Linked DNA regions of Mus musculus: region 1 is linked to region 2. A link is a loop called in an ENCODE intact Hi-C map of the cell type or tissue named here. Cell type or tissue: left cerebral cortex. All regions are shown on one strand. Each heading gives the region's core, and the rest is flanking DNA. Links, peaks and the distances in the headings are about the cores only. Region 1 has its middle 69 kb from the start of Mir1187. Region 2 has its middle 260 kb from the start of Mir1187.

The links. Hi-C counts contacts between places; a loop is a spot of excess contacts. Peaks named below come from ENCODE experiments on the same cell type or tissue, not always from the same donor. Only the 100,000 strongest peaks of a DNase experiment are listed, where the experiment ranks them.
Region 1: a loop joins it to region 2, with 10 times the contacts of the local background. A loop is called at or near these places in 4 of 42 quality-filtered maps.

The regions. Positions count from the first base shown.
Region 1 is chr5:82,725,130-82,734,399 of GRCm38, reverse strand. No RefSeq gene overlaps it. Among named protein-coding and RNA genes, the nearest start is that of Mir1187, 69 kb to the left of the region's middle. In left cerebral cortex, for the core only: no CTCF peak of the experiment used is centred there; DNase peaks (open chromatin) are centred at 4,478, 4,923, 5,992 and 6,454; H3K27ac peaks cover 2,214 bases.
Region 2 is chr5:83,050,939-83,060,208 of GRCm38, reverse strand. No RefSeq gene overlaps it. Among named protein-coding and RNA genes, the nearest start is that of Mir1187, 260 kb to the right of the region's middle. In left cerebral cortex, for the core only: no CTCF peak of the experiment used is centred there; DNase peaks (open chromatin) are centred at 5,210 and 5,691; H3K27ac peaks cover 1,706 bases.

The DNA of each region.
Region 1 (9,270 bases), core at 680-8,679, 330 kb after region 2:
AAAATATTGTTAAGCTTTACATTTAATGCTATCATTCTTTTATATGAATCACATATAGAATCTGTGACTGTGCCATGACTTAATTCAGAAAAATTTCATGTTTGAGTTTCAGTAGACAGAAATGTCTGATTTGCATTAGGTCATGAATAGTAGATGTTACAATTGAGATGAGAACCCAATAGCAATGCTGGCCAAGAGCTGCTACTAAAGTGGTTGTGGATGCTCCCTTAAAATCACTAACAGAATTTAAAATATTATGAGCAACTTAGAAGATACAGTAAAACAAGACATAGAGCTGTTTAATATTTGAAGAATTAACTTAGAATCTTGGCAGACACGATGTGGGAAAGAAACAAATGAGAATCCATTGGAAACAAACAGAAGATAATGATTCTGTTCTAGCGTGATGCCCATATAGTTAAATGGCATCACCAGAAATGTACAAAGTGAGAAAGTGAGTCATGAATCCTAACACAGGATGCCTCAATGTTTTGCTAAGGAAATGTTTCATAATGAGCAAGTTTGGAAAAATGCCTGACATGTGTCACAAAGCCACAGAAATAATTAGAAGGAGTATGAGGTAAGCTGCCTTTGCTCATGACTAAGAAGAATGTTAACGGAATTAAAAAGTGTTCTAATCATATGATCATTTCCCTATAATAATGTAGTCAATCTATAAAGGAAAATTTATTACCACAAATCAAGAGGAAGAGGAACACATTTTTGTAAGTTTCTGGAAGGACGTAAAACCCATTTTATAAACTGATGGATCTTTACTCACTTCTTGTACTTTTCATTACATATAGCGATTAAACTGCATAGACTTCTGGAGACTATGGCAAACTGCTTGCCTCCTTTCTTATATTTGTATACCAAACATCTTAAAATGTCTTAAAGATTCAAAAGTGTATTTTTGAGTAGGAGAGCATGAAACTTTACTAAACAGTTATATTGCAGTCAGTTTTCCATGCTAGTCATTAGTGGTATTGTCAGAGGTGACACACATCCGCTAGTGCACATGTGACCCCATTAGAGACATGACCACCACCTGTCTGACATTAGCATCTGGGAACAACCAAAGAAAACATGTAGTAAGCTTAATTAGGACATTTAAAAAGTTTAGCAACAATGGATGACGAAGATATAGAAGGTACCTCAGATGGCTCTAAGCCTGTCACTTAATGTGCTAGCTTAATTAAAGGGTGCTCTACTCATTAGGAGATAATGACATGTCAAAATGCTACTTGTTACAAACAATAAAGTGATGAATTGTGATTATATAAGGCTAATTCTTGTGGCTATCTGGATTTAATTAAGGGATAATTGCACACACATGTGAGCACCTGGAGTAATTTTAAAACTTAAATTGTCTTAGTATATAAAAATGTAACAGGGGTTTAGGATTAGGGCAGAGGGACTTTGTGTCCTAGAGGTAGATCTATTCTCTTCTCTCTGGGACTTTAACAATGCTATCGGGGGATAGTGTTTTGGAAAGCCCGCTCAAGTCACTAAAACACTCACATTACTCTCTCTTTGAGTCTGATGTGTACAGTTTCACTAGTAGCCATATCTGATACCCTAATCACAAATGAGCCCAGCCAGTACTATCATGATCTCATCAGAGCGGTAGATGCCTGTAAGGGTTGTGTCTTAGTTAGGGTTTCTATTCCTGCACAAACATCATGACCAAGAAGCAAGTAGGGGAGGAAAGGGTTTATTCAGCTTACACTTTTCACATTGCTGTTAATCACCAGAAGATGTCAGGAGTGGAACTCAGGCAGGTCAGGAAGCAGGAGCTGATGCAGAGGCCATGGAGGGATGTTACTTACTGGCTTGCTTTCCCTGGCTTGCTCAGCCTGCTCTCTTATAGAACCAAGACTACCAGCCCAGAGATGGCACCACCCACAAGGAGACCTCCCCCACTTGATCACTAATTGAGAGAATGCCTAGCAGGTGGATCTCGTGGAGGCATTTCCCCAACTGAAGCTCCTTTCTCTATGATAACTCCAGCTGTGTCAAGATGACACAAAACTAGCCAGTACAGGGCGTAACCAAAATGAGGTCTATCCACAGTCAAGTATGATTGTGGAAGATGATAATGGAGCCACACTTCTTTGTATTGACCTATTTGATATTGATGAATTTCAGGGTGAGGGAAGACATTGTCTTCAATTGTGTACCCACTGAGGTGCTACCACCTATGTTCAAACAGACGAACTATGCTAACATAAGTAGGATTCATAAAAATAACAAAGATAACTCATGAACATCCATCTGAAGGGAGCTTGAAGCTTGTGGTAATACAGATCAGAGTGGGCTTTTTAGGAGGAGGTTGCACTAATCTGAATGGAAATTAAACATGTATGCAATTGTCCAAGAACACACTCAATAAAAGATTTTTAAGAGAAGCATGTTGAATGGTTTGCATGTTCCACATGCATACATTAATGTGTTTGGATATAACATTATGCTTGTATAATACTGTGATTTCTTAAGATACTTGAAATTTCTGCTTTGTTTTCAGAATGCTATGACACACAATGAATATCCCAATTTATAGTCATATTTTAATGTCAAATTTGCAGTGCAGGTTTTAACACAAATCTATTACTGATAGTATATTAATCTATTAATAATCAGTATAGCTCAAAAGACATGTTTTATTATTGCTAATAACAACCCCCAAAATCAACCCATATACTGGCACATACACACACAAAAGCAACAACAACAACAACAAAAAACCCAAAATATATCCACAAAATAATCTTCAAGTATTTTCAGGCTTCAAACATGGTATGAATAAAATTTATCAGAAATATTTGTAAAACACACACTTAATTTTTTTTAATTTTGTGTATAAGGGATATGTATTCGTACATGAATGTAGGCATTAATGAAGATGGTATGCCATATGCCATAGTATCCCAGTTCCTTAGTTTTAACTTAGAAGAACTAGCAAATGAAATGGAGGTTAGCTTAGAGAATAAAATAGATTATAGAATATGAATTTTTTTCTAATGGAATCCACTTCCCATTATGTTACTAGCAACAGAATTATTTGCATGTGATATTTTAAGATTTGTTTCAGAAAATCAATATTATATGGTTATCTCAAGATGCAACAGAGTAGGTTTTACTAAAAGCACTTAATAGATTAATTTACTGCTAGTAAGAAAATGTGTATTTTATCAGTATTTCTAAAGCTGTCTGAAACAATTTTGAAACTTAGGTACAGAAAGTATAGAATGGGGACAGGAGCTCAGTGACTAAGAACAAGGCTAAAAAGTTGACTTACTAGCATGCAAGTGGTCACCTACTTCAGTTCTAAGGTGCTCATGCACTTTTTTGACCTCCGCTGGCAGTAGAAACAAGTGGTGCACATAACATGTGTTCAGGTACATACACATGCTTCAAATGCTCTTACCAAAAACTCATAACTTTTAAATAATTTTGCCAGATTCAGTTTTTTTTCCACCTTCTGTTTCACTCCATTTTCTGGTCTTCATATTTTTTCTATATTCATCAACCAATCAATCGTTTGGTGATTCACTATATATGCCTTACTTTCCTAGACACACCTATTCATCTGAAACCTACTTTGAGCTAGATAGATTATTCCTCATTTCCTAGTTAAGCCATTATAGTTTGGAATGCAGATTTGGATCACACTTACAGGAATGCCAGATAGCAAGGTCTTTTATGATAACTGATTTCTATAATTTTTTTTTAAAAATTAATATAGAATCAAAATAACTACAGAAAAACAAAGTGGTTCTTGAAAACAGTTATTCAAAATTAAGTGGCACTTCCCTTGTTGATGTCTGTGCACTATTTCTCAGATAACATTAAAATAAGTGCTTACTATTAAAAATACGTACTGGATGAAGCTAAATTAACATAGGACTAGTAGTTCATACCAGCATTAAGAATGTAATTAAAAGATGATTTATTATTTCGTATTATTTATCACTTTGTCACATTTAACTCATTTTTCTCATTTTTCTTTTTTCCATTTTTTTCCTCTTTTACCAGTCTCTAAATACTTGGATGTCCCAACCATTTCTTGTCTTAATGGGTACACATATGATCAACCATATGGTTACAAACTAAAATATTTTCTGTCTTTTCTTTGTCCTAGAACTCCAGAAAATTCTAGTATACTCAATACATTCTACATCATATGTAGGATATGCAAGTGATCATAAACTAGACTTTCTCCTTTTCTTCAAAACCTGCTAATCTTCCAGTGTGCTGTGTCTTAGTGTGGGACAGTTCTTGCTGCCTGTCCTCTTATAGGCCACATGGAATCCATTAACCAGGCCATTTTCTACTCTTTAGAGTTCTTCTTTATAGCTCTATTACAACACCAATTTCAGTAGAAACAACTACACTATTAGACTTGTCTGGCAGAGCAGTAACAAAAAGAGTTCATGTTTGCATAAGTTTCCTGGCGGCATGGCGCATTTCTATGTAACAAAACTTTTTTTTTTTTTTTCTGAGTGAATTTTGAATAACAAGAACAGAAGGTCTGAAGTATGTAGTTCACTCTCAGCAAACTAGTGTGCTAGCAAGTGGGATCCAGAAAAGAAGAACACCCTTAAAGTGGTGTTGGGCTACAGGATTCCAAGGATTTGAACAGATCATCTCAAACCCTAATTGGTGACTGATTATATCTAAATCCCTTGAAAGTCAGGACATGATCCTTTCTTTCTCCATTGATATACACTAAAGACTCCCTGCCTCTCGTACTATCATAGGCTCAGAAGTTCTCAATGTACCTTTAACAAAGGTGTTGGGTAGAAAACCCAGTTTATATTATAAATTTACATAACCCTAGAAGCTATAACAGTAAAGCCCCACTAATGTGACTGTGCAACCGTGAGCTGAACTAGGGCAACACCAATAAACCTGCCACAGTGAATGAAGATGTGCCCAAGAGGCCTCAACCCTACACAAAGAACCCAGACAACTGCTACTGTCAGTAAGAGAGATCATCTTTTCCAGGGAAGCATATGCCAATTGGTTGTCCCATTTGAAAGGGTCAGCCCTGAAAAACATATCTACAGGTAATATCATATAGACTGAGCAGATGATAGTTAGAATATATGTGTATATATATGCAAAAACAATTAATGATGAAGGAGGCAATTTGAAAGAGAACAATGAGGGAGATATGGAAGTGGTTAGAAAGAGGAAAAATTGGGAAGAAATGTAATTATATTGTAATCACAAGAATAAAAAAAAAACTTTGCATACCCCTCAGGCTGATCGGAATGCTTCCCTCTTTCCTTTTGCCGATCGGTTTTCACATTCATTTAATTCTAGGATCTGAAAAAAAAATAGTGTGTGTGTATGCGCAAGTTACAGTATACATACATCATTTTTATTAAGTTTGTGTTTCATTATTATTACATAAGAAGTCCTCTGATATATGGTCCTGTGTAAAAACCCTGTAGACCAGGCTGACCTAGAATTCACAGAAATCCACCTGCCTCTGCCTCTGCCTCTGCCTCCAGAGTGCTAAGATTAAAGGTGTGCACCACCACCACCATCACCACCACCACCTGGCTAAGATATTTATATTATTAATGAGGCTGTATGACACTGTTCATTCTGTTGTACTTATCCAGTTTTTAATAAATATATAAACTCTGAAACTAGAGGAATTTTTCTAGCTGGGAAAAAAACATGTTTCTAATTTCAAACTGTTTAAAAGAAAAACAGGGAAAAGGAGGATTCACTAAATTGATGTAAATTCACCAACTTGTTTAAAAGTTCAGCCTGCCATTATTGGGACACTTCTCTGAAGGTGTACTGCACAAACGGAAACCAGAAGAAAACTTCTGCAAATTACAGCTCTGCAAATAACGATCTCTTCAGCAAGTGTTTTTTTTTTTTTTCCCCCTTCTCTTTCTCAGTTTTCACTTCTATTTTGAGAGCAGTTATTTTCAGGCCTTCCAGCTGACTTCTCTTCTGTAGAAGAGCACAGGGCTCTTGTAGTCATGCTAAATAGTCAAGTAGAAAGATCAGCCAGAAGGTACTCCTTAAAGCTGGATTTAAAAGACATTACTGTTTTAGAACATGGTCAGCCACAAAGTCTTTGAAGATTTGTCTCATCTCCTATCTATGGGATGCTTGTTAGTCATTCACAAGGATGCTTTCTCCCTTGTCAAGGGAAGCAGCAAAATAATTTCTGTTCCAAAACAAAATATGATGGGGATCTGGCCATTTGTTGATTTTGGGGAGTATATAAAATTATCTTAAAAACTCTCCCACTCTCCAAGGTCCATATGTACCCCTGGTTCATTGAGAATAAAGTATATGCAAACAAGCTGTTTCGTTGAATACTATCTTGAGAGAGGTGATTATCTGACCCTAATCTAAAAGAATCGTAACTTTAAAGAGCTGTAGCCCTGAGATCAATCTCCAGAGGAAACGTCCTTCCCACCAGCATTCACTGCTGAACCGCATCATGCTGACCCGCTCATTCTGGACTTTGCTTCATCCTTTCCCTCTTGGTGTGCGTCAGAGCAGGGACACACCACGGGAAGACAGGGACCACAGAACATAACTCCATTCTATTCTTCACCAGTAAGTATGGCGTGAAAACAGCTGCCTTTCTGTCATCACTGTAGCCATTTTCTTTTATGCCTGTACCAAGCCATTTAACATTGATACAGAGGACCTTTCTCATGCCTGGATTAATCATTTACCGCTTATTCCATTAAATTCTATGCTTTGGTGGAATTTGGAAATTCCCCAGACCCTCTCCCTCCTCTAGAGGCAATTGCAATAAAGGTCAGTTTGAACTGCTTTATTTAGCTACAATAAGTTTGGATCCCAACCAGCAGCAGCACTTCCTGCACCTATATATGAGATTTTATGGTCGCTATGAGGTTTTATTGTTTTAGCTTTTATAAGCTGCCCGTGGGAAACAGCTAGGAATGCAGTCTCAGTTCCTGAGTCTGATCTACATCCCTGATCAACCAGTCCCGGGTGTCTCGTGTGTGTGTTCAATAATCTATCCCTGTTTGACTAAGATCAGTGTCTGAGTGGTCTGTTAGGCAATTCCTGGACAAGTTAGTGTCCATTTTACAGTTTGTTCAATGTTGAGTAAAGTTATTCCATGAAAACTACCATTACCCAAGCATTAAATCAATTCTACTGCAGCCTACTATTGGCATTACATACTAATTGCTTGTTATTACTTGTACCAATGCAGAATTTTCCACAAAAGAGTGTCACAGGAAAAGAAAGTATTAAACTTAGTTGCTCTATATTACATGCTATAAATAAAGCAAATACATTTTATAACTCATATAGCCTGTACCTATTTATGTTCAGTTTTTACAAATACAAAGATGAGAATTACTATTTTTCTATGTAAGTACATATACTTTAACATTTAAAAAATTTCCATTCACATTATGGAAGACAATATCATGTGGGACTAAAAATTTTTAAGAAATTTAAATATTAATATGTGTTTGTATGTGTGCATGTGTGTATATGTGTTGCATTTATACATAGTTATTTATGTGTCCAGTTGCCTGTGCACACTTGATGGTCAGATGACATTTTTGTGTATTATTTTTCAGATGGCTTCATATTTATTTATTGATTGATTGATTGATTTATTCATTTATTCATTAATTTGTTGAGGAAAGGTATCTTCCTTGCTTAGAATTATGAAGTAGCTAATTGGCTAGTCAGGATCCCCTAAGAATCTATCTGGCTATGACTCCTCAACGCTGACATTAGAGAACTATAACATTAGATTTTGTTTTTTGTTTTTTGGGTTGTTTTTACATAACTTTTGATAAATAATATGAGGTTCCCACGCTTTCAAGCAAAGCACTTTACCAACTATAGAATGTCTCTATTTTCAAACAATAACAACAAAAATTCTACATTTTTAATCACATTTTTATATCAAAGTTTTAAATTTGAGAACTTATGGAGATAAAATTTCCCAAGCAAGTTTTGGAATAATTTTCAAATCATAGGCAATAAAAGAAAAATGCATTGCGCATTGTGTTCACACTGTGTGCTTTATTATTTAAAAATACACCCATTCTAAAATAGTTATTATACAAGCATAATTTTCTGCAAGAAGCTTAAGTAGGTTACACCTAACAAATATGAACACACCATTGATTAGAATCAATTTTAGTATCATTAGAAAAGGACTCACTTTTAAGTTCTTGTAGGCACCTTATTCACCTCTTCACAGAAAGGCTACTCTCCATTTTTTTTCCAAAGAAGTTACTACATACTATCCCTAGCTTTTGTCCCCGCTGGCAAGAACACACTCGGGACAACTGGAATCTTCTGCGGCAAGCTTTATTGCTTCTTCAGGAGGGAGACCCCGACCACAGAATATGGAGTCGTTTATATAGCCCTCAGCCATGGCATTTCAGCACCTGATATGGCGTGTCAGCTCCTGATTTGTTGCTCGCCCATCACTCCACTACTATGCCCGAGATGGGCAGTGACTAGGCGTGAGTTCACTCTCGCACCTGCTTACAAGGCTTGTTTACTAGTTAGGCACAGTGGAGGCCAGCACCATCTTATAATGGCGATTGCTTGCTGCTCGCGATTGCTCGAGGCACGGCTCTCCACGTCTCCCCCTCTTTATTTTATTAAAATGAGGCTGGACTAGGTCTGTGTAATCATGTCCATCTGCTGTGGCTCCTGTCTTAGGTCATTCCTCCAATGTCACAGCCTTTCCCGTCATAGGGTAACCCTATCGCCACCGGGCCCCGTGTCTTAGGTTGATCTGTGCATGAGGAAAGTTGCCCATCCCTGGATACCGCAGTGCTATGTGACAGTAACTACTAAATGACCTAGGGCAAACTCTACAAAAGAGGCCAGTCACCAATGTTAACTAATTCTTGAGCATAGATAGCCAGATTTTGGGGGAGGCCCCTTGCTCAATGGCAGCAAGTGCTTGAGCTATCACAACCTTGTCATTTGTTTGTTGGGTTCTGAACTTGCAAACCAACCAGAGCATGAACACAAGTCCACAGCAGGTGGCAACACAAAATAAACCTACCCCCACCCATTCCTTAAAATAAGAAAATGCAGATGAAATCCAGGAGGAGAGGCCCTCTGTCAATGACAGGTCCACTCACGTCGAGTTGATCCTTAAAACTGCCACCCTCAGGGCCTCAAGAGTCTTATCGAATCCCTCGGACCAATTTCCTGCAAGATACAAAGAAAGCTGTCTAGACAGATTAGCTGCAAGAGTAAAATTTTCATATTGTA
Region 2 (9,270 bases), core at 941-8,940:
AACCATGCACTAGAAAAAACAAGAAAGTAATCCTTCAACAAACCTAAAAGAAGATAGCCACAAGAACAGAATGCTAACTTTAACACAAAAAAAATAGTAAGCAACAATTACTTTTCCTTAATATTTCTTAATATCAATGGACTCAATTCCCCAACAAAAAGACATAGACGAAAAGAATGGCTACACAAACAGGACCCAACATTTTGCTGCTTACAGGAAACCCATTTCAGGGAAAAAGACAGACACTACCTCAGAGTGAAAGGCTGGAAAACAATTTTCCAAGCAAATGGTCTGAAGAAACAAGCTGGAGTAGCCATTCTAATATTGAATAAAATCAACTTCCAACCCAAAGTTATCAAAAACGACAAGGAGGGACACTTCATACTCATCAAAGGTAAAATCCTCCAAGAGGAACTCTCAATTCAGAATATCTATGCTCCAAATGCAAGGGCAGCCACATTCATTAAAGAAACTTTAGTAAAGCTCAAAGCACACATTGCATCTCACACAATAATAGTGGAAGACTTCAACACACCACTTTCAACAATGGACAGATTGTGGAAACAGAAACTAAACAGGAACACAGTGAAACTAAAAGAAGTTATGGGAAAAAGTGGATTTAACAGATATCTACAGAACATTTTATCCTAAAACAAAAGGATATACCTTCTTCTCAGCACCTCATGGCACCTTCTCCAAGATAGATCATATAATTGGTCAAAAAAAGAGGCCTCAACAGATACAAAAATATTGAAATTGTCTCATGCATCCTATCAGAACACCATAGACTAGGGCTGATCATCAATAACAACATAAATAATAGAAAGCCAACATTCACTTGGAAACTGAACAACACTCTTCTCAATGGTCAAGGAAGGAATAAAGAAAGAAATTAAAGACTTTTTAAAGTTTAATGAAAATGAAGCCACAACATACCAAAAATTATGGGACATAATGAAAGCATTTCTAAAAGGAAAACTCAGAGCACTGAGTGTCTCCAAAAAGAAACTAGAGAGAGCACACACTAGCAGCTTGACAACACACCTAAAAGCTCTAGATCAAAAGGAAGCAAATTCACCCAAGAGGAGTAGAATGCAGGAAATAATCAAACTCAGGGGCGAAATCAACCAAGTGGAAACAAGAAGAACTATTCAAAGAATCAACCAAACAAGGAGCTGGTTCTTTGAGAAAATCAACAAGATAGATAAACCCTTAGCCAGACTCACAAGTGGGCACAGGGACATCATCCTAATTAACAAAATCAAAAATGAAAAGGGACAGATAACAACAGATCCTGAAGAAATCAGAAACATCATGAGATCCTTCTACAAAAGGCTATACTCAATGAAACTGGAAAACATGGATGAAATTGGCAAATTTCTAGACAGATACCAGGTACTAAATTAAATCAAGATCAAGTTAATGATCTAAATAGTCCCATATCCCCTAAAGAAATAGAAGCAGTCATTAATAGTCTCCCAACCAAAAAAAAAAAAAAAAAGCCCAGAAATAGATGGGTTTAGTGCAGAGTTCTATCAGACCTTCAAAGATGATCTAATTCCAATTATGCACAAACTACTCCACAAAATAGAAGCAAAAGGTACTCTACCCAATTCATTCTATGAAGCCACAATTACTCTGATACCTAAACCACAGAAAGATGCAAAGATAGAGAACTTCAGACCAATTTCCCTTATGAATATTGATGCAAAAATTCTCAATAAAATTCTCGCTAACCGAATCTAAGAACACATTAAAACAATCATCCCTACTGACCAAATATGTTTCATTCCAGGGATGCAGAGATGGTTTAATATACGGAAATCCATCAACGTAATCCATTATATAAACAAACACAAAGATGAAAACCACATGATCAGCTCCTCAGATGAGGAGAAAACATTTGACAAATTCTTACAACAATCAGGAATTCAAGGCCCATACCTAAACATGATAAAAGCAATCTACAGCAAACCAGTGGCCAACATCAAAGTAAATGGTCAGAAGCTGGAAGCAATCCCACTAAATCAGGGACTAGACAAGGCTGCCCACTTTCTCCCTACCTATTCAACCTTGTACTTGAATTCCTAGCCAGAGCAATTTGCCAACAAAAGGAGATCAAGGGGATTCAAATTGGAAAGAAAGAAGTCAAAATATCACTTTTTACAGAAGATATGATAGTATATATAAGTGACCCTAAAAATTCCACCAGAGAACTCCGAAACCTGATAAACAGCTCTGTTGAAGTGGCTGGATATAAAATTATATCAAACAAGTTAATGGCCTTTCTCTACACAAAGAATAAACAGGCTGAGAAAGAAATTAGGGAAACAACACCCTTCTCAATAGTCACAAATAATATAAAATACCTTGGCATGACTCTAACTAAGGAAGTGAAAGATCTGTATGATAAGAACTTCAAGTCTCTGAAGAATGAAATTAAAGAAGATCTCCGAAGGTGGAAAATCTCCCATGCTCATGGATTGGCAATATCAATATAGTAAAAATGGCTATCTTGCCAAAAGCAATCTTCAGATTCAATGCAATCCCCATCAAAATTCCAACTCAATTCTTCAATGCATTAGAAAGAACAATCTGCAAATTCATCTGGAATAACAAAAAACCTAGGATAGCAAAAACTCTTCTCAAGGATAAAAGAACCTCTGGTGGAATCACCATGTCTGACCTAAAGCTGTACTACAGAGGAATTGTGCAGTAGCATTGTACAGTTTAGATGCTTCTGAGTCCAATATAGAACCACCAAGAAGAATTGAATAGCAAAATCAAAATTCACAGCACATATAGATTGCAGAAAATTTCCATCATTCCCAAGGTACCTTTGATGGGGACTGTTTTACTTTCCTTTCTGTTGCTATAATAAAATGCCCCGACCAAAGAAAAAAAAAAAAAAAAAAAAAGAAAAAAGCTGCATGGTACTGGTATAGTGACAGACAAGGAGACCAGTGGAATAGAATTGAAGACCCAGAAATGAACCCACACACCTTCGGTCACTTGATCTGTGACAAGGGAGCAAAAACCATCCAGTGGAAAAAAGACAGCATTTTCAACAAATGGTGCTGGCACAACTGGCGGTTAACATGTAGAAGAATGCGAATTGATCCATTCCTATCTCGTTGTATTAAGGTCAAATCTAAGTGGATCAGGGAACTCCACATAAATCCAGAGACACTAAAACTTATAGAGGAGAAAGTGGGGAAAAGCCTTGAAGATATTGGCACAGGGGAAAAATTCCTGAATAGAACTGCAATGACTTGTGCTGTAAGATTGAGAATTGACAAATGTTACCTCATAAATTTGCAAAGCTTCTGTTAGGCAAAGGACACCGTTAATAAGACAAAAAGGCCACCAACAGACTGGGAAAGGATCTTTACCTATCCTAAATCAGACAGGGGACTAATATCTAATATATATAAAGAACTGAAGAAGGTGGACTCCAGAAAGTCAGATAACCCCATTAAAAAATGGGGCTCAGAGCTAAACAAAGGATTCTCACCTGAGGAATACCGAATGTCTGAGAAGCACCTGAAAAAATGTTCAGCATCCTTAATCATCAGGGAAATGCAAATCAAAACATCCCTGAGATGCCATGTCACACCAGTCAGAATGGCTAAGATCAAAAATTCAAAATCCATCTCTTAATACTTTGATCACAGCTCCACAGTGTGGTCATTCAGTAAGCTGTGTCTGTTAGCATGATGGAGGTGTTAACAGCAGAACACACAGTTCCGTAAACGCATTTACTACAGATGTCTCTCAGTTCTTACCCGCTAAATGGAAAGAATTCCTTTTATATATTGTAATCATATTTTTACTTGTTAAAGAAAATAAAAGCAAGCAGTCCAATCAGGTATTAAATTGATCCCCTTCCAAACACAGTAGAGGTACAGTATGGTATATCCTGTGGGTTTTAAGTATTTTTATGGAGATATATATATATATATGTTAGGTGGCATATTTAAAGAATAATGTAGTGACCCTTTACTCTTCATCATGGTATATTGAATCTCTTCTTTAGAGCCATCATCATCTTAAGGATTGTTTTTATTTTTCTTTCATGTGTGTAAGCATTTTGGCTGGTGTAAGTGTATAAGTTTCTAGTGCCCTGGGGAGCCAGAAGGGCATGTTGGACCTCCTGGAACTAGACTTACAGACAGTGGTTATAAGTAATTGTTTTGATGGTGTGAGCTGAAACCACATTTTTTTTTTGAAGAGCAGTGTATGGTTTTCATGACTGAGACATCTCTCTAGTCCCCTTTGAGTACTATTTTCCTATCTTTCAATATAGTATTGAAATACAAAGCAGAAGATAAAACTACAGGGCCAATGACATTGTAATCCAGCCAGAATCAGTTGACAATGAAGACTAGTTGCTAATGTGTAAGTATGGGAAAATGTCACTGTGCCTTAAAGGTTGGTATAAGAAGAATAGGAGATCTGTTTGCAGCCACAAGGGAATTAAATCACAAATGGATATCCTGACAGTCAGAAGCCACAGTGACCAGACTACAGCTGCTCTTTTCCTGCTTACCACATATATAATTAAGTTTTCAAGGTCTTGTGATTTATGTCTTGAATACATTTTGGTTAAATATTTTACTGAAAACTTGAAAAAGCCAACTTACATATAAAGTAACAAAGGAACCTTTAGCTGAGAGATATGAAGCATAAACCTGTCAGGATGGGATGTTGGGGGAAGATCTGAGAGAATATAAGAGAGGAAAAACTGTGATCAGAATATACTGAATGAAAGAAATTTTATTTACAATAAAAAATATAAAATAGCTATTTTAGTTTTAAAATTTACATTTTTATGTTGAAGGTTTGTATCAGAGATTCACAATCACCTGCCAGGCTTAACATATGGAATTTGGCTTGGGATGTCTTTCATGAGTCCCTTCTCTCAGCTGGACCAATTATGTATATTATACAACCTAATACACTGGTATAAGGAAAAGACCAAATATGGCAGGGAACATCTAATGTGAGCTGTCATAAAGGCCACACTCTTGATTTAAATAGGGAATTTGAAAGCGTATTATATGTTAGATGAAATGATTAAGATGAAGCCCGCTCTTAAATAACCAAGCCATTTAAAAATGGCGAGAGCCATGAAGGCAGCACAGCTGTCTGATGCAGTCCAGTGAAGCTGAGTCAGATGCTGTTTTCAACATTGTGCTGGCTTTCATCCTGGGTTTCTAATCTCTGTGTGTTGCATTTGTGGGAGACTTTACACTATGACTCATTTATGTCTTTTCCCAGAAAATGTATTTCTGTTTTCAAAGAAGTAAGCTTGTCTCCCACTACTTAGGAGATTTTCCCTTGGGTACCACCCCACCCTGGATCATCTAGACCCACCATTTCTAGGCACATCTTCTCCCACCAAGTCCCAGTGAGGCAGTCCAAGTAGAGATGAAGAAGATCTAATGACAGGGAACAGAGACCAAGGCAACCCCTATTCAACATTTTAGGCGACCCACATAAAGACCAAGCTGTCATTTGTTCCAAATTTGTAGAGTTTAGATCCAGCTCCTGCATGCTCCTCGGCTCCTTTGGCCCCAACAGTCCCAGTTAACTCTGGGGTTCTTCTCATAGTGTGAATGACCCCTCTGACTTACTCCCTTCTATCCCTCACTCTTTCAAAAGACTCTTTGATTTCTGCCTGTCTGGCTGTGGGTCCCTGCTTCTGCCTCCATCTGTTGCTAGATGAGGCCTCTCAGAGGACAGTTATGCTAGGCTCATTTCCAAATGCATAGCAGAGTATCATTAATAGTGTCAGGGATTGGCTCTTTTATATGGGATATATGGTGATTTGAGTATGCTTGGGCCAGGGAATGGTACTATTAGGTATAGCCTTCTTGAAGGAAGTGTGTAACTGTGCAGATGGGCTTTGAGGCTCTCCTTCTAGCTGCCCTTGAGACACTTTCTCCTGGCTGCATTCAGATCAAGATGTAGAATCCTTGGCTCCCTCCCCAGCAACATCTCTGTCTGAGTGTTGCTATCCTTCCTGCCATGATAATAATGGACTAAACTGCTGAAATTTTAAGTCAGCCCCAATTAAATGTTGTCCCTTAGAAGAGTTGGTTTGGTCATGTTGTCTGTTCACAACAATAAAACCCTAAGACAGGTTGTGTCTCAAGTTGAGGTAGTCATGTGATGGCTTTTTCGTCAGTCTCTGCTTCATCATTATCCTTGTACATCTTGTAGGCAAGACAAATTTTGGGTTGAAAGTTTTGTGGGTGGATTGAGATATCCATCTCTTTTACCACTATCACCTTACAACAATCTTCGAATGATACATACTCTATTTCAAGACTATTCTGACATTACTTAAGTGTACTAAAAATAATGGTTATTTGTGACAGGCCTAAAATGCAGTGTCTTATAAAATTACTGCATGCTTGAGAAATTTGGGAGTGAAAAAAATGCATCTCTATGTATGTATGTATGTATATATGTATGTATGTATGTATACACACACATACACACACACAAACATACACATATATATGTCAGTGTGCCAACGTGTACACAGTCTGCTCCCAAGAAATGTTCACACAAGATTGCTCTTGGACTGTTAAAGCAATCCATGGGGTTCAACAATGTGAATATTTATACTTACTAGTTTACTAAAAGATATATCACAGAAAGTATCATGACAAAATTTGCATCAGAAGCAGAACTTCATATTGTCTTCATACATACCCTTCTCTAGGAATCCTCACTTATTTGGAACTCTAAAATCTCTCAACTCAAACTTTGGTGGTAGGCATAGACTTGTAATTATATTAGTATGTGGAGTTTGGAAAATTTCCATGGAGCAACCCCATATGTAATAATCTATATCCTACCAGCCACTAGCTTACTCAATAGCATGCAAGAGGACACATCCCACAAGATTTCAAGTGTGTTTTTCCAGTTGTTGGAGAAAAATAAATGGGAAGAGAAATATGCTTACATTTAATAATATACAAGTTCATATTTAATGTTTTAAGGAATCTAATTAGCTAGAGAAACAAGATACTAGTTTTTTGTTTGTTTGCATTTGAGAAAAAGTTTTGGATGTATTTTACTTCAAAACTATACAGAATATTTCTGTACAAAATACTTGGATACAACCTGTTCTCATTTCTAGATTGTTCAATATGAATAATTATGTTTCCCAGAAGAGCTAAGGCATAGTTCTTCATATAAATGGATTAATAAATTTCTCTGACATCAAAGACTAATAATTTCCCAACATATGTCTGAAATCTTGTTTGAATATAATCTCTCTTAAAGGTCCATGGGAAATAAAAATACTTACTAATTCACCACTATTAAATATTTAGGAAAATAATTATATATCAACCTCTTGAATAAATTGTTGAACAAATATTCACTGACTTTGTCAGTATTTTCAAAAATTATTAATAAAGTTCCTACTTTTTAGAATAAGTATATTAGATTGTTATATTTTGATCACTATTGTTATTTCAGATCCTCAGGTTACAGCATTATATAATATTTATCTAGGTATATGAGTCATTCACTTTCTATTTTGATAGCAATTTGTATCTTGTGCTCCTCACATTTTTGTTTTTGTCGCTCCAAGGTCAGTGCATATAACAACATATTACACAGAAATAAATGACATACATTTAGTAGGAAGCCAACTACACACTACATATTATGATATTATCAAAACATTATTGCAGCTTTCTTTTTGTTCTTGACAACAAGTTGGTGTTATTTTAGCTCAATATGTATTTTTCATTATTTCGTTAAAATTTTATGATTTGTAGGATGTATGGCTTATAAAATTGATTTATTCTAAAGAGTAAAATAGGCACTAATTTCTCATATAGGAGACCATGAAATTACATTTAAAAGTTTTAAATCTATTCCACACAAATGTCAAAAGAAACTATTTTATTATCTGTTTTAGAATGCACATATTTGTATGCTTTATTTATTATATATCTATTAATAATGACATAAAATAATGCCTGTGAGAAATCATTTACCACTGCATAATATTTCCTTGAAAATAGATCATAGTTATTTTATTGTTTACATTTTTAAAACTCATTAAAATCTTGCGTGAGATTTCACCTGATTGATTGTTTCATAAAAATAGTTTCCAGAATATGAGTTTTTGAGGACCCTGGTGCTACATTCAACTTATCCAGATAAATCAGTATTATCTCTACATATTAAGCTCTTCATCACAGTTATTAATACTCTTAGGCATGTTAAATATCACATTTACCAGTTCAGAAGAAATGTAAATGAAGGAGTATAAGGATATTGAGAAGCTGTCTTTGTCAATAATCATCATTTCTTATTTTTATAATGTTCATTTTCTATCTTACCTGTGACAGTCATTGTAAATTCTCCATTTGACAAAATCTAGAGACCCCTAGAAGATGGATAAACTTCTGGATAAACTATGGAAATTCATCTTATGTTCATTGGGATGGAAGACATCTTAGTTGTAGTTGGTACCATTTCCTGGAGAAATTGAACTAAGCATCCATGTTCAAATCTTTCCTCTTCTCAAGTGTAGACCTGATGTGACCAGCTGCTTCAACCTCCTGTTCTTTCCACTTTCCAAATTATATCATATGGACCTTAGCAAATAAGTTCCTTCTGCCTCACAGTTTTTTTTTTCCAGTGTGTTTTATTGCAGCCATAGGAAGAGAAACTGATACAAAATATGGTTCTGAAAAACAGGGCTCTTGACTAATTCTATCTTTGATAGTTCGAGATATTGTTTTAGTTAGAAGTGAAATATTTAGGCTAGAGAGGCCATAGGATACTTGGACTAGAGCTCATTGAGAGACGTTTTGGTGGGAGCTTAGAAGACAAGAACACTTAGCGTAGTGTTGAGAGTGGTGGCCTTATTCGTGACATTTCAACTTGAAATTAGGACTAAATCAAGAAATGGGTTAGCAGCTATCTGTGACAGGATTTTTCCCTGTCCAATTACATTAAAATATTAGAGCAGCATGAGGCCTGCGATTGGACAGGGAAAGGAAGGTGGGGCTAAGAGTTGCAGAGACAGAGCACATCTTAGGAGAGAAGGGAAACGAAGATGGTGTTGTACAGACAGGAAGAAGATTCTGATCCTGCGTGGTTTTAATTAGCTACATGTAGTTATGAAGAATAGAATATTTGGGATAATTTGTCTAATCTAGGTGGGCAGCGTTTATCATTATCAATTGGTTCTGAAATTATTGTATTGGCATCTCATGAATTGAGAATTTATTG